2 separate regions of the Mus musculus genome follow, and region 2 is linked to region 1. The links are chromatin contacts, found by Hi-C or POLR2A ChIA-PET in ENCODE. All regions are on one chromosome and are shown on one strand. The core of a region is the stretch at or near the end of the contact, and the rest is flanking DNA. Distances in the headings are between cores, read along the strand shown. Region 1 holds the start of Maf1 (MAF1 homolog, negative regulator of RNA polymerase III). Region 2 holds the start of Lrrc14 (leucine rich repeat containing 14).

What was found. Hi-C counts contacts between places; a loop is a spot of excess contacts on that map. ChIA-PET counts read pairs that join two places held with the same protein, here RNA polymerase II (POLR2A).
Region 2: a loop to region 1 is called in a map of T-helper 2 cell, with 3 times the contacts of the local background. The contact joins the promoter of Lrrc14 here to the promoter of Maf1 in region 1. A Hi-C loop is called at or near these places in 1 of 37 maps with a recorded cell type or tissue (T-helper 2 cell). POLR2A ChIA-PET finds 5 or more read pairs at or near these places in 1 of 5 experiments (embryonic stem cell).

Annotation. Positions count from the first base shown.
Region 1 is chr15:76,348,353-76,355,649 of GRCm38, forward strand. It overlaps Maf1 (MAF1 homolog, negative regulator of RNA polymerase III), which reads left to right and starts at 2,942. Exons shown (of 8, transcript NM_026859.3): 1 at 2,942-3,307; 2 at 4,068-4,200; 3 at 4,294-4,422; 4 at 4,495-4,660; 5 at 4,786-4,907; 6 at 4,989-5,108; 7 at 5,234-5,368; 8 at 5,495-6,026. The coding sequence starts at 4,118. The coding sequence ends at 5,516. It overlaps Sharpin (SHANK-associated RH domain interacting protein), which reads right to left and starts at 2,758. Exons shown (of 9, transcript NM_025340.2): 1 at 2,129-2,758; 2 at 1,703-1,877; 3 at 1-83. The coding sequence starts at 2,326. It overlaps Gm35339 (predicted gene, 35339), which reads left to right and starts at 6,109. Exons shown (of 24, transcript NM_001378250.1): 1 at 6,109-6,321; 2 at 6,503-6,639; 3 at 6,781-7,297. The coding sequence starts at 6,192.
Region 2 is chr15:76,705,952-76,713,248 of GRCm38, forward strand. Lrrc14 (leucine rich repeat containing 14) reads left to right here and starts at 4,690. Exons shown (of 4, transcript NM_001358891.1): 1 at 4,690-4,976; 2 at 6,916-7,269. The coding sequence starts at 6,941. It overlaps Recql4 (RecQ protein-like 4), which reads right to left and starts at 4,608. Exons shown (of 22, transcript NM_058214.3): 1 at 4,442-4,608; 2 at 4,327-4,360; 3 at 4,150-4,247; 4 at 3,817-3,957; 5 at 2,851-3,600; 6 at 2,584-2,710; 7 at 2,376-2,483; 8 at 2,174-2,272; 9 at 1,301-1,393; 10 at 1,086-1,222; 11 at 732-815; 12 at 466-654; 13 at 208-387; 14 at 1-136. The coding sequence starts at 4,525.

The DNA of each region.
Region 1 (7,297 bases), core at 1,692-4,191:
TTTAGGTATTTGAGCCATAGAAGAACATGGTGGAGAAATGGGGCACATTGCTGGGGCTGGGGCTGGGGCTGGGCTGCCACTGCCTAAGAGGAAAGATGTGGATTAGGCTAGTGGTATCCAATCTCAGGTTTTTAGAACCTTGGCCTTCTCTGCCTCATCCTACTATCCTTAGGCCATAATTCAGGCTAATCTTCCTCTCCCAGCCTTGGCCCTCAAAACAAAAACAACTCTCAGTTGGAGAGAAATAGGGCTTTTTTGTGTAGCATGGGTGTTCTGGAACTCACTGTAGACCAGGCTGGCCTCGAACTCAAAGATCCCTGCCTCCTGAGTTGCAGGGATTAAAAGCATGCACCACCACTGCCTGGCTTAAAGTGCTTTTCATACAGACATAGACCTGAGAGTTCAAATTCCCCAAACCATATAAAGCCAAGCATGGAAGTATAGATCTGTAATCCCAGTGTTCATATGGTGAGTGAGTTGGGGGTAGAGGCAAGAGAAATGAAACTCCCCAACAAGGTGGAAAATGAGGACTGACACTCGAGGTTGTCCCAGGATTGCTCTCTGACTTCTTTATGTGCTATGTACATGTATGCCTCTATACAAATACATGCGCACCACAAATACAGACAGACACACACTCACGTGTGTGCACACACACAGGAAAAAAGAAAAAAAGTAGTCCCCAGTTGGATGGTACACATCTATAACACCAACACTCCGGGAGAACAGGTAAGAGGGTCACTGACAGTTCAAAACCAACTTGAGCTACACAGTGAATTTGAGATCAACCTGGAATTCACATTGAGACCTTGTCACAAAGAACAGTATTAAGGGTTGGGTACACACATCTGGCAAATGAACGACAAGAGAAAGTCTCTCTTTCAATGCTAAGGTACCCAGGTCTCATGTCAGGCTCAGGGCTTCCTCCGGTGTTTGTGGGCTTTCCTACCTCTTACCAGGGCACTATCTACATCAGTGGTTCTCAACTTGTGGGTTTCAATGCTTTGGGAGTGGAATGACCCTTTCACAGGGGTCACCTAAGACCACTGGAAAACATACTTACACATTACAATTTATAACAGCGGCAAAATTACAGTTATTAAAGTAGCAATGAAAATAAATGTATGGCTGGGGGCCATACTGTATTAAAACTATATTAAAAGGTTGAAGCATTAGGAAGGTTGTGAACCACTGGTCTACATCCAAGGCCCTCTTTTCTCTATGCTTCTCCTGGTGACTTTGGGTGACTTCTCCAACTCCCAGTCTTTACCTCTCCAGAGTCCCAGCCATGTCCATGCTTTTCCAAGCAGGCACTGGATATAAGCCTCATACTAAGTGGTTCTTCTAGCTCAGTCATAATCACTAACTCTTCCATTTGAACAACCACAAGACCTATCAATTCCATCTCCTAAGATCCTCTGGCCTCCTTTAGCCTTGTCTACACTGTGGAGTTTCTATCTTTAAGTCTCTGTTGTTTTTCCACTGAATACAATCCCATTTTCCTTAAACTCTTAGTCCTGCAGCAATGCTTGCTCTTCTTTTTCTTACTTGTCTGGTACTGGGGTCAGCTCTTGAACCTCTTATTTCTCCACTTCCTTCCTCTTGGAAGCCTTCCTAGGTGCCCAGCTTTTCCATCACTACCCCCAACCTCGACCAGGTGGCCCGGACATATTCAAATAAGCATTTATTTCACAACACTGACCATTTTGTCCTTCTGCGGTGGCATCTCGCACCAGTGCTGCCCACTGCTGTGCTTCCTCGGGGTCGAGGAAGTGCACGCTGAAGGTTCCAGGACCTCCAGGGGGAGGCTGCAGCTCGTGTTGGTTAGGCCCACGGACGGTGTAACAAATAGCCTCCAAGGGCCATTCTAAACTGACCTGAACAGGGAAGAGTACTCGGTCGGTGGTTCCTCTTCGTTACCCACACGAATGTGAAAGGAAAAGGAACGAGGTAATCTTTACGGCTCTGAACTTTTCTCGCCTGTTATCTTACCAATTCCTCACAAGATTTGTAAATTAGGTATCAGCATTATTCCCACTTTTACAGGCAATCAAGAAAAATAACTGCTTAAGGACTGTCGTCAAGGTAATCGAAAGAAAGTTGATTCCAGAATCGGGCCCACACTCACCGCCCCAGGCTCGGTGCCTAACAGTCCTAGCCGGAAGCGTCCAGGCCGCTCAGGGTCCGCTATCAATTGCAGCTTCCGCGGCTGCGCTTCGGCATCCTGTCCAGCGCCCAGGGGCCTGACCGCCGCGTGCACTGCCAGGAGCACCACAGGTGAGGCAGGGTCTGCAGCCACTGCCGCACCGCCGGCGGGCGGCGACATTTCTGATCCGGCGGAGTCCTGACTCTCCGAGAGTGCTTCCGTGATAGAGAACTGTCGAGTACTTCCGCCGGCCAGAAACTCGGACTGTGAGCCTCGGTTCCGGATGCCCCAGAGCTTGGAGAACAAGAAGGACCCGATGCTGCGCACTACCAGAGCCTGATGGCTCGCTAAGCGATAGGAATGGTCCCAGATCTCCAGGCACGGTCCGGCCAAGCTAGTCACCTTTCAGCAGGACCCGAGACAGTGTCACAGACCGGTCACCGGTCACAAAAAGAAGGCAAGGATGAACTTTTCTTAAAGGTTCGAACGAACGACAGCTGCTGCCCTACACAAGACAATACCAGTTCCCGGAAGGAACCAGGCACCAATGCACACAAACACACATAAGCACAGCAGAGGCTCTTCGTAACCGTGGACCACTCTAGGAAGAGGGTTGGCTCCTGGGGGCGGGGCGGGCATGGTTCTAACCAATCAACACCAAGAGGGGAGGCGGGTTCGTTAGCGAGTGCGAGACAGACAAGCTATGCAGCCAGTAGAAGTGGAAGGTGAAGCCGAGTGGCGGAGGAGTCCACCAATAAGGTTTCTCGTGGTCTGGCCCTGTGGTTAAAGTGGACCATTCAGAGGAGTGGGGTTGGGCCCGTCGGACGCTTGTTGTTGTCGGGTCGGGGGAGGCGGAGGTCGCTGTTTCGTTCTCTGGCTGGTACGATCTCGGCGGTCCGCGGCAGGTTGGTCGCGAAAGCGGGCGTTGCAGGGGGGCGAGGCTATGTCGCGGCTGCAGCCCGTATGGGCCGGCAGGGCCTGGAGTAACGGGACGTCGCCGCGAAGCTTCTTCCCCCGGATACAGTGCGGCCCGAGTGGAGGCCGCGGCGCCGCCCTCCAGTCCTGAGGAACCCGCGCTGCGCAAAGCCCGCGCCGCCGTCACCTCGGCACCGACACTAAACAACCCGTCTACCCTGGCTTGATCTAGCCCAATTCTGGCAGGTGGGTGTCCGCCTTGTGCGCCAAGCGGTCCGGGCTTGCGGGAACCACAGTCCCCGGCGGGCCTCGCGCTGCTGCAGTGCCTCATGGGACTTGTAGTTCTTATGCTGCTTGGGGCTGGAGCGCCTCTCTTGGTGCACTGCCTCCTGGGGCTTGTAGTTTCCCGCTACGAATCTGCTGGTACCTCTAGGCTTGCAGGGCAGCAATGCCAGGAGACCACTGGCCTGCGCCAGCAGAGGTGGTGTGTCTGCCCATCCTACACACTTCGACGTACGAAGTACGAATTAGGCATACTTGCAAATAGAATTGAAGAATTCATGGGTTTCCTCCTCTTGACAGGAAGCAGTGAAGCAACCCATAGAACCCGGGAGGAGCACCCATACAGGTGACCCTCAAGGCTTGAAACCCCAGATGCCCCGTTCCGAACCGGATAGCAGGTTCTTATTGAGGACCTTACAACAGTCTGAGGATGCCTGCAGAATGTCAATGGAGTAGGAATGTCGAGAGTGGGTGGGGCCCCCAGCCAGCCCCAGTATATAGTACTTGAGATTGAGGTAGAACCTGGACATGCCATGCTCATGCATAGGATCATCTCCCTGTCAGCCAGTGCTGAGTTCTCAGGGGCAGGTAAGGTGAGGAAGATGAGCTCCATGGTGGACTCAAGGTTAGCTCGAGCTGCAAACAGTACTCTGCTAGTGGGTGGAAAGGCTGAAAGTGGAGCCCTTTGGAGCTAGGTAGCCATGCTGGCTTCCCACATTCCCAGGTAGTGCTGCCCTAATCCCACTGGCACAAGAATCTCCCTTCCCAAAGGACATGAAGCTATTGGAGAACTCCAGCTTTGAGGCCATCAACTCACAGTTGACAGTGGAGACTGGAGATGCCCATATTATTGGCAGGTGAGGCTGGAGGCTCTGGGGATCAATCTGTCAGAGATCACTATCGTGGGCCTCGGGGTTAGCATGCTTCATGACTCTGCCTGCGTTCTTTAGGATTGAAAGCTACTCGTGTAAGATGGCGGGAGATGATAAACATATGTTCAAGCAGTTCTGCCAGGAGGGCCAGCCCCATGTGTTGGAGGCACTGTCCCCACCCCAAACTTCAGGCCTCAGTCCCAGCAGGTAAGCTGAGGTGGAGACTACCTTCTGGGGTATGTGGGACAGTGGGCAAGGCTGACATTTTTCTCTGTTCAGACTGAGCAAGAGCCAGGGTGGTGAGGATGAGAGTCCTCTGAGCGACAAGTGCAGCCGCAAGACCCTCTTCTATCTGATTGCCACCCTCAATGAGTCCTTCCGGCCAGACTATGACTTCAGCACAGCCAGAAGTCATGAATTCAGCCGAGAGCCAAGCCTCCGCTGGGTAAGGATGAACAGAAGGGCCCCAAGCCATGTGGTCCTTCTCATTGCCATCCCCACTTGGTGTGGGTTCTTGGGCTCTCCCTGCTGCCCTGGACCCTTGTCACCCCTGACTGTCACCTCCTGTAGGTGGTAAATGCAGTCAACTGCAGCCTGTTTTCAGCTGTTCGTGAAGACTTCAAGGCCCTGAAGCCACAGCTGTGGAATGCAGTGGATGAGGAGATCTGCTTAGCTGAGTGTGACATCTACAGGTGGGCTCACGTCTTTGCAGCTGGGCGTGCACATGTGTATGGCAGTGGAGACCTCATCCCTCTGCTGTTTTCTCTTTTCAGCTATAACCCAGATCTAGACTCCGACCCCTTTGGGGAAGATGGAAGCCTCTGGTCATTCAACTATTTCTTTTACAATAAGAGACTGAAGCGAATTGTCTTCTTTAGCTGCCGCTCCATCAGGTTGGTACTTTGCCACCTCACCTTCTCCAGTTCCCTCTTCAACTCAGATCATTCCTTAACTGGGTCTACTCTCCCTGGGGCAGCCTGGGAAAGGAGATCCTAAGTCCGCTGTCTCTCCCATCCAGTGGCTCCACGTACACACCCTCAGAGGCAGGCAATGCACTGGACTTGGAACTGGGGGCAGAGGAGGCTGATGAAGAGAGTGGAGGTGGAGGCGGTGAGGGCAGGGCAGAGGAGACCAGCACCATGGAGGAAGACAGGTGTGGTGGTGGCTGTGGCCATGGACTATCCTCGGGAGCCTGGAATGGGTGGGACAGATCAGGGTTCCTTCTGTCTGGTCTGGGTGCTATCTCCTAAAGGCCTACTGTGTGCCAACTTCTGCCTAGGGTTCCAGTGATCTGTATGTGATGAGAAGAAGCAGAGGTCTCAGCGTCATCCAGCTCTGACCAATCCCTGGACCTGTCTACCTGAGGAGCTCCAGAGCTTCCCCAGATGCTGGCTATGCCTTGGCACTGACACCGTCCTGGCGCTGCCCAAGGCTATACCTGTGTAGCCCTTTGGATTCAGCCTGTGGATGTCCACTCATCCCTGCAGGCTCCTACTGCCCATGCTGTGGCTGGATTAAACAGCACGGGGTCTGATAGAAAACGGGACTGCTCTGCACCAACAGCCTGTCACAGACAGGACAGCTGGACCACAGAGTTTATTTTTGTATTTCTTATTGGGCCTGTACACTCCAGCTCTAAGGGCCAGTAGTTTGAAGCCCTATAAGTGGTGCCCAGTGTTCATGGGGTCTGGTCTTTGACCGGCCTCTGGTGCCCACTTTTGTCTCCCACTTTACCAGGTGGGCCACATGCACTGAGTGTCACTTTGCTGCAGCTCATTTGTTTCCAATAAAAGTTTCTGTGACTTAGATGGAACCTGGGAGTTTGTGGGGGCGGGGCCTGCGTCGTGGGGCGGGGCCTGCGTCGTGGGGCGGGGCTGGTAGCTTTGGTATCTTAGCAACAGCTGCTGGCTGCTTTTCAGTTACTTAAGTCTCAGAGCTGTTACTATCTCTCACCTCTGGGACTGTCTGTGGTAGACATGGAGGACAGGCTAATAGAAACAGGCAACCTCTATTCATCAGAGGGTGACCACTTACCTCTGGATGTAGACATTTATGATCATGACATCTATGATATCCCAGATCCTGGGGTGCTCATAGAAAAAAATGGTGAGGGCACCTAGCATTATTCGGGCACCCCTCTAGAAAACAGATGTTCCTCAGGCTTTATCCAGTCCTCAAGGTGTAACTTCCCTGGGCAGTCCTTGACCCAGCATGACCCTCAGAGGAGGGCTCCTTGTTGCTTGGGGCACAAGGCCATGGTGACAGTGCATCTTCTACTGGTTTACAGAACTGGGTCTGTTGGGGGGACCACAGGTCCCGCATCTCTTTACCAATAGTCAGAGATGGCAGAATATGTCACTGCGTCGCCGTGCCAGACTGCTGTGGCTACACCTACGTGCATACCTCCACGACATTGTAGAAAAGGTGTGGTTCTCTGTGAGGTTTCCACTTGGGCTCTTCCCTAGAGATACTGGGCCCTGATTCTACTGGTCCTTATGAGTTTCCCTGGCAGAAGAGCTCGTGCCTCCATTGCTCACACGTACATCTGTCTACTCTGGCCTGCAGGAGAAGAGAGCAGAGCTGCGGGTCGCTCGCATGACACATGGGCTGGAGCCACTGCGTCACCTCGAGGTGGAAGCTGGACTGTGCTCAGTAGCGCAGGATCCAGTGGGTGAACGCTTCATGGTACTAGATGGTGAAGGTTACCTGCATCAGCATACGAAGGATGGCTGGGAGCAGGCAAAGTTGAAGCCTCCTGTCATACTTAACGGGCTTGTGACTGTGCCTGGCCCTCTGGGAGAGATAGGCCGCTTTGTCGGCTGGGGTCCAGCTGGACTAAGCATATTAGGGCCAGACTTCCACCTGCTCTGGCTAAGCAAGCCACGGGTGAACAAGTCACTGGACCAGGAACCTTTTTGCTGTTTACCAGTGCCCAGCCTGAGTCTGTTGATTGTGGCCCAGATGGGTGGCAGCCTGGAGCTCTGGAAGTTCCGTTCAGGTGGTCGCTGTCTGGTACCCTGTGGTTCACCTTTGCGGCCACCACCCGGCTTGTCTGGCTCGTTCAAGTGCCTGGCCCTAGGGC
Region 2 (7,297 bases), core at 3,440-5,939, 360 kb after region 1:
GCCTTGAGTCGCCCACCATGGACAGGCAGGTGCGGAGGAGTGCAGCCACCCGTTCTGTATCCTTTCGCCGAGTGCAGTAAATGATAACTGAATCCAGGGTACGAAAACGGTCCCCTTGCAGCAATGTCACCAGAGCCTGGCAACGAGGAACGATTAACATGGCAGCTTGTGGGCTTCTGACAGGTTCCCTGGTATGTACTTACATACCTGGTCTGAGTCTCTATCCATGGACACGGAGAGGTGCAGATTGGCAGGGATGTTGGCTGACCCGCTGAGCTCAAACTCGCCAGCTATGCCAAGGTGCTGAGCCACATCTCGAGCAGTGCTTCGTGTGGCTGTGGCTGTGAGACCCAAGAAGCAGCGCACCCCCATATGCTCCCGGAGAACCTGAACCAGGACAGTGCTCAACCACTCAGCCCACCCGGGTCCCAGTCCGCCTCCGCCGGACCCCAGACAAAAACTCACTTTGCAAACACGTAGGTAGCAGGGCCGGAAGTTATGTGACCACTGAGAGAGGCAGTGGACCTCATCAATGCAGGCGAAGGCAATTGGAGGCAGCTGAGCGGCCTGGGGGAGGCTGCCGGGACCCCTAGCCCCGCACCCCACCAAGGCCTCTGGGGACACGATCAGCACGTGCACCTGGGCTGCCCGTACCTGCAGGGAAGAAGGAAGCTCACAGGCACTGTGTAGATGGATGCCCACTACCCCCCATCCATGGAGGCCCCCCCGACCTTCTTCAAGACAGACTCTCGTTGTTTCTTGGTCATTCCTGAGTGGAGGCAGGCTGCCTTCAGACATGAAGGCAGATCGGACACCTGTAGATACAATGCTGTCACAGCCCAACACAACCTAATCTCTTCCCCCCTAAATTCTCTCAGATACTTAGCCCCCTTGAAACAAATGCATCTGACACTGGGTTCTGGGAGAAAAGGCAGAGGCAAGGAACGAGATGGAGAACATTGGGCATTCGGCTGTGTCACCCTTAGAAAGAGGTCAGCTGGCATGTTTAAGGAACTAGAAGCACCTAAGGGTATCAGAGCTATCAGTTTTCAGACTTTCCAGGTCCTGAGCACCTGTCTGTATACCTGGTCATCCATGAGTGACAGGAGAGGCGAGACCACGAGTGTGAGGCAGGGGCTTCGCTGGGCATAGAGCAGTGCAGGAAGCTGGTAGCACAGAGACTTTCCAGCACCCGTGGGCAACACTAACAGAGTAGAGATGCCTGGGTAGGACAAGAGGTAGTTATGAGGCTCAGTTGGTTAGACACAGCCTGGCGCAGTTCCTAGGCAGCCACACCTACCAGAAAGAATCCGCATGATTGCACGCTCTTGCCCAGGGCGGAAGGCTCGGTACCCTAGCCGCTCTAGGGCCTGGAATACTTCAGCAGGGGTTTCTGTGGACACAAGTTACAGTGGTTTGAACGAGAATTTCATATGTTTGCCTACTAAGTCCCCACTTGGTGAACTGTTTGGGAAGGATGAGGAGGTGTGTTTGTTAGATGAAATGTGTCACTGGGAGTGGGCTTTGAGGTTTCATAAGGTCTAGTATGTCTCTGCCTGCTACCTGCAGATCTCAACTACTTCTCCAGCACCATGCCTACCTTCCTACTTCTCACAGTGATGATAACAGACTAAGCTACTGAAACGGTAAGCAAGAGCTAATTAAATGCTTTCTTTTATAAGAGTTGCGGTGGTTGCCAGGGCAGTGGTGGCTCACACCTTTAAATCCTGCACTTGGGAGGCAGATGCAGGCAGACGTCTGTGAGTTTGAAGCCAGCCTGGTCTATAAAGTAAATCCCAGGTAGCCAGGGCTACACAGAGAAACCCTGTCTCAAAAACCCAACAATCAAAAAGAGTTGCCTTGGTCATGGTGTCTCTTCACAGCAACAGAACAGCAACTACGATGTGTTGATAAAGAGTCTGGACCAGGGCTGGTGAGATGGCTCAGTGGGTAAAAGCACCCGACTGCTCTTCCAAAGGTCCGGAGTTCAAATCCCAGCAACCACATGGTGGCTCACAACCATCTGACTCCCTCTTCTAGAGTGTCTGAAGACAGCTACAGTGTACTTACATATAATAAATAAATAAATAAATAAATAAATAAATAAATCTTTAAAAAAAAAAAAAAAAAAAAAAAAAAAAAAAAAGAGTCTGGACCATTAAGTTTCACTCACCTGCTACTTGTCCCAAAGGTCCCGGTGGGTAGAGGGGTGACATTGGGGTGGGGCAATGAGGCACCTGTAGCTCTGGCGCAGCAGGCTGTGTTTCCTCACCTGCTTAGATAGGCAAGAGAGGGTGATGTGGAAGCACCAGCAGAGACAGTGACCATCCTGGCATGATGGCCTGCAGTCACATCACCCATTCCCCCTCACTCACCAGAGTGGTGACAGGAAGCAGTGCCTGTCCTCTGTGCTACTTCTTCCAAGGTGGAAATGGGCTGTTTGTCATCCCTGTCACCTTCCTCTTGGACGGTCAGGGTGGGGCCTGGACCAGGGTCAAGGGCTGCTGGAGCCTTTCATTTGTGTAAGTGATTCCCTAGCACCCACGGTGGGCAAATGACCCAATACTTAAGGGAGAGGCTTACCTGGTTGGGAACACTGGGATGCCCAGTGACCAAACTGCCCACACCGGAAACAAGTGTCCTTGTCTGTGGCCCTGGGTCCACTTCCCCCAAACGCAGCTTGTTTCTTCTTCCACTTTTGCTTCCATACCTGGGGAAGGGCCACACATGGAAGAACCATTCAGGAGTAGACGGGAAGAGACAGGAGGAGGGGAGGGGAGGGGAGGGGGAGGGAGGAGGAGAGGAGAGGAGAGGAGAGGAGGCTGGCCTGTTCCATTCAGCACATCTCACCTGCTTACGGAGAAGCCTGCCCCGATTGGCCCCAACTCGTACAAAGCGTTTGTTTTTCATGTTGAGTCGAATATAGTTCCCTCTGTCTAGGGAAGCTGGTCGAGGAGAGGCATGGAGGTGGGTTGTGCCCTTAGCCTTCTCTGTCCTGGCCTGGTTTGAGGAATTGCATGGCTGAGGGACATTCACTTGTGTGGGTTCTCCTGGAGGGTCTTGCCCATGTACTGTAGCCCTGGCTCCCTCAGACAGGGGTCCTGCTCCGCTGCTGGGCTGGTCTTGTGCAAAGTCCTCCCCCTTCTCATTCCACTTCCGCTTCCTGCCTTTACTGTTGATGGATTTGGGGCTCTGTGACAAAACCTGGGCTGGCTGTTGGGCTATGGCCTCTGGGCTCTGTACAGATACTTCTGACTGGATGTCAGGATCAGCGATGTTCACCTTGCCTGACATCTGAGGCTGTGACTCCTCTGCACTCAGGTCAAGCCCACAAGCACCCGGAACCTCTAGAAGATCTGAAACTCTGTTGTGACACCTCTCTAACCAACCAGGGTCTAGGGAAGTCAACCTCCGGCTGAGGGATGATCGGAGCTGCTGGAGCTGGCCCAGCCTCGGCCGGGGCTCAGGAACCCGAGGAAGTGCATCGTCAGCTTCGTCTGGACAGGGGGATTCAGTCTTTGAGCCTGGTGGCCTTGGGGCAGGAACTGTGGACAAGGATCTCTTCTGAAGCTGGAGTTTTCTGCTCTGGGTTGGTCCAGTCTAGAAAGACAGAACAGCAAATCGGAATTCAGGACCTGGGTTACTGCAGAAGTTTGGGACAGACAATAAGAGTGGAGATGCCTGAGCACCGTTAGGAACCTAGTCCCAGTTATTACAGGAGCGTACGTGCGTGCTATAAGGAAGGGTGGACATAGAAGGACCCTGGCAAACCACCCAAGGGCCAAAGGCAGTTCTGGGTTCACCTCCACGTCTTACCTGTGTTGTGTTTTTCAGATTGGCTTTGAGCCTCTTCCCATAGTCTTGTACAGAACTCAGTAGGCTCTGTTTTGGCATAGACTGCGTATTCTGCGTTGCAGCTCGACTCAGGTGGGGACCCCAGCAGCTTGGCTCCTGTGCCTGCAGTAGATAGTAGCAACCTAGACCAGTTTAAAAGATGGCATGGGCACAGAAGTGCCTCTAAAGCTTCCCCTAACCCCCATGGGAGGACCTGGCCACCCAACTTCTGTGCTCCATGGAGGCACGGCTGCAAAATGCTCTCGGTTCCTGCCATTTGGACCACAGACCGCTGAGAGTGGGATTCACTGATACCTCCTCAGCTGCCTCGGCAAGTGATTGCTCTAGGACACGATGTCTGTCGTCAGCCTGACGCACCGCCTGCTTTAGGTTACGGTACTCACGGTAGAGCGCTGGGAAGGCAGAAGTCGGCGGTCAGGGGCATACCCACTAACATTCGCCCTGTCCCTGGTCCACCAGCCCAGTGCTCACCGCGGGTCTCTTCAGGTGCCGCCTCCACATCCCCCTAGGAGAGAAGCTTGTCAGCAACAGGCTGCGCCAGGATCCCCCACTTGCCGCCCCTGTCCGGACCCTAACTCCACCTCACCTTCGCTGGCCGTCGCCCGTGCAGCCGTGCAAAAGCGCGTTCCCACTCCTGTAGCCGCGCGCGAACGGTCGCGAGCCGCTCCATGGCAGCCCGAACGTGAGTTTAGGGGAAATCTCCCGCCGCCACCGTAAAGTCCTGTCCTTAGCCAATGAGAGCGGCCGCCGGGCGGTGCTGCAGATGCTCTGAGCCCCCCGGGGAGGGGGCGGGCCTATGAGTTGTTGCGTCATCACAGCGCGCCCCGGCGCTGCGCGGAGCTGGGCGAGGCTTGCTGGGCGAGGAAGGGTTGCAGGCCTTGGTAGTCGGGGAGGCGGATGAGCGGGGGCCGCGGGGCTGGGATTCGAGTCGAGCTGAGAGTCAAGCAGCCGTTAGTGGTCAGGGCACTTGGACGGCAGGTTCGACGGGGACTGGCGCTTGAAGACCACGGCTGAGGCGGATTCTCGGGAGGTGCCGCCGGCGCGCGGGGATGGGCCGCAAGCGAAGGGAGACCTAGGGGCGGGCGAGGCCGGTCTCGGCCTGTGGCTCCAGGCTCGCCCGGGTCAGTTGATGTTCCGGGCTTTTTGTTTTCTCCAAGGATCCGAGCGTGCGCGTCTGTATGCCGCAGAGACCGCTGTGTCCTGTGTGCAGTAGCATCACCCAGAAGCAATCCTTGCTTGGAGGCCAGGCGGGCTGCCACCGGTTCCTCTTATGACAGGTGTTTGGTTGGCTTGTCCTGTCAGTTAGGCAGTCCTATTATCTTAAGCTAGAGCCAGATCAAGGACAGTCACGCGGGGTTCCCCAGGGACGCGTGCCTTAAGGACTCGTAGGAGATGTTAGAAGCAAGCAAACCCTGGGCTTCATCAGTCTTTCTGGTCCCCAGTCTTGTCCCTTGCTGCGGCTTTGCGTAAGGCCTAGGCCCTGGTTTTCCATTCTGTTGTGGGCTGAGGACTGTAGCATAGTTCTGAGGGTAAGGTGTTTTGCCCACAGGAAGTCTACTGACCCAGGATAGCAAGAATCATTCAGGCTCAGGATCTTTTGTATGTGGCTTCTCAGCTGGAACGCTTTAGCAGTTTTGGCTTGGATCGTTATGAATCTCGTGAATTTAAGACATGGTTTCTCAGTGAAGAGGAGGTACCCGAATAGGAGACAAGGACCACAGAGGGTGAGAGTTGCTCTTCCTCAGGGATTTCTCTGCCTAGTTATACCCTAGAAATCCGCTATCTCTGGAGTTCAAACTCAGGGCCTTGGTCTCAGATGCTGCACACCATCTGTTCACAGGATCCTTTAAAAAACAAAAACAAAAAAAAAACCCCAGAGCCTGGCACTCACTAAGCTGTGTTAGACTTCTTTAACTCCAAAGGCACATCTACGTGGAGGGTCAGGATGTTAGGCTACTGGCTCTGGAGGAATCCTCTGTTGTCAGTCTGGTGGGAAGAGAGGTCTGGGATTTACTTCACTTTAGAAAATATTTACTTTCCCTAGTCGTAGGAAAATACACCATGTGCATGTGAAAGCTTCAGGTCAAAAGGGGGCACCTGCATCAGTTCCATGTGGCTGTGACATACCATGTTGGTTCTGGAAACCAGGCTGGGGTCTTTTGCAAGATCGGTAAATGCTCATAACTGCTGAACCATTTCTCCACCCCACCCTCCCACCCCCATTTTACAAGCAAACATGCAAATCTACTAGAACTCAATAGTGGGCTAGCCAGCCAGTAAGGTTCAGGGAGTCTTCTGTTGACTCCAGTGCTGGCTACAGAGCTGTGTCACCTGTATCCTGCTTTTACATAGGTTCTGTGGTCTGAAATCAGGTCCTCATGTTCAGTAAGAGCTATACAGAAAGGCGTCTCCCAGCCCCTTTTCTTCTTCTCTTTTCTTTCCTTCCTTTTTTTTTTTTTTTTTTTTTTTTTTGGCTAGGATGTCACTGTAAGGATAAACAGACTATAAATAGACTAGGTGCGCTTCGGACTCATAGATCTACCTCCCTCTTGCCTTCCTCTGTGCTGGAATTGAAGGTGTACAACTCCATGCCTAGCCCTTACTAGACTTCTGAGGAAGGATTTCTGAGTCATTGTCATTTGGGAGACCTAAAGTATCAGTGTTGGGCCCTGCAGAGCATGAGCTATTTCTTTTAACAGACAGGTCATTGACACAGCTGCACTATGTATGTTCTGCTCAACACTTTGTTTCCCCCATGTCTCCTGTCCACTCTGCACAGTGCTAAGTGCTTCCTAGGAATTGTTCCTGCCAAGTGTGATGGCACAGCATGTAATCCCAGAAGAGGCAGGAGGATTGCTACAAATTCAAGACAAGCCTGGGCTATACAGTGAGACATTGTCTCAAGCCAGACCTAGAAACTTATCTTTTGTGCATTTCTCCTCTATTAACTACCAACTCCATATCAGATACCTTGGTGGGCTTTGTACCACTGATAACTTGGGGAGGGTGTGGCCTGCTTCTGGCCCAGAGTTTGTCTAATTAAGACTCCCCCTCCTGCAGGTGGCTGTCTGCCCAGTCCAGCACCATGCACACACTTGTGTTCCTCAGCACGCGTCAGGTCCTTCAGTGCCAGCCAGCTGCATGCCAGGCCCTGCCCCTGCTGCCCCGGGAACTCTTCCCTCTGCTCTTCAAGGTGGCCTTCATGGACAAAAAGACGCTTGTGCTGCGTGAGCTGGTGCACACGTGGCCCTTTCCCCTGCTCAGCTTCCAGCAGCTGCTGCAGGAGTGTGCCCACTGCAGTCGAGCCCTGCTGCAGGAGCGGCTCAGCACAGAAAGCATGCAGGCTGTGATCCTGGGGCTGACAGCTCGGATTCACACTCAAGAAACAGAGGCTGGCACGCAGCCCTTGTGCAGGTATGCATTTATCTAGGGGGCCCATAGG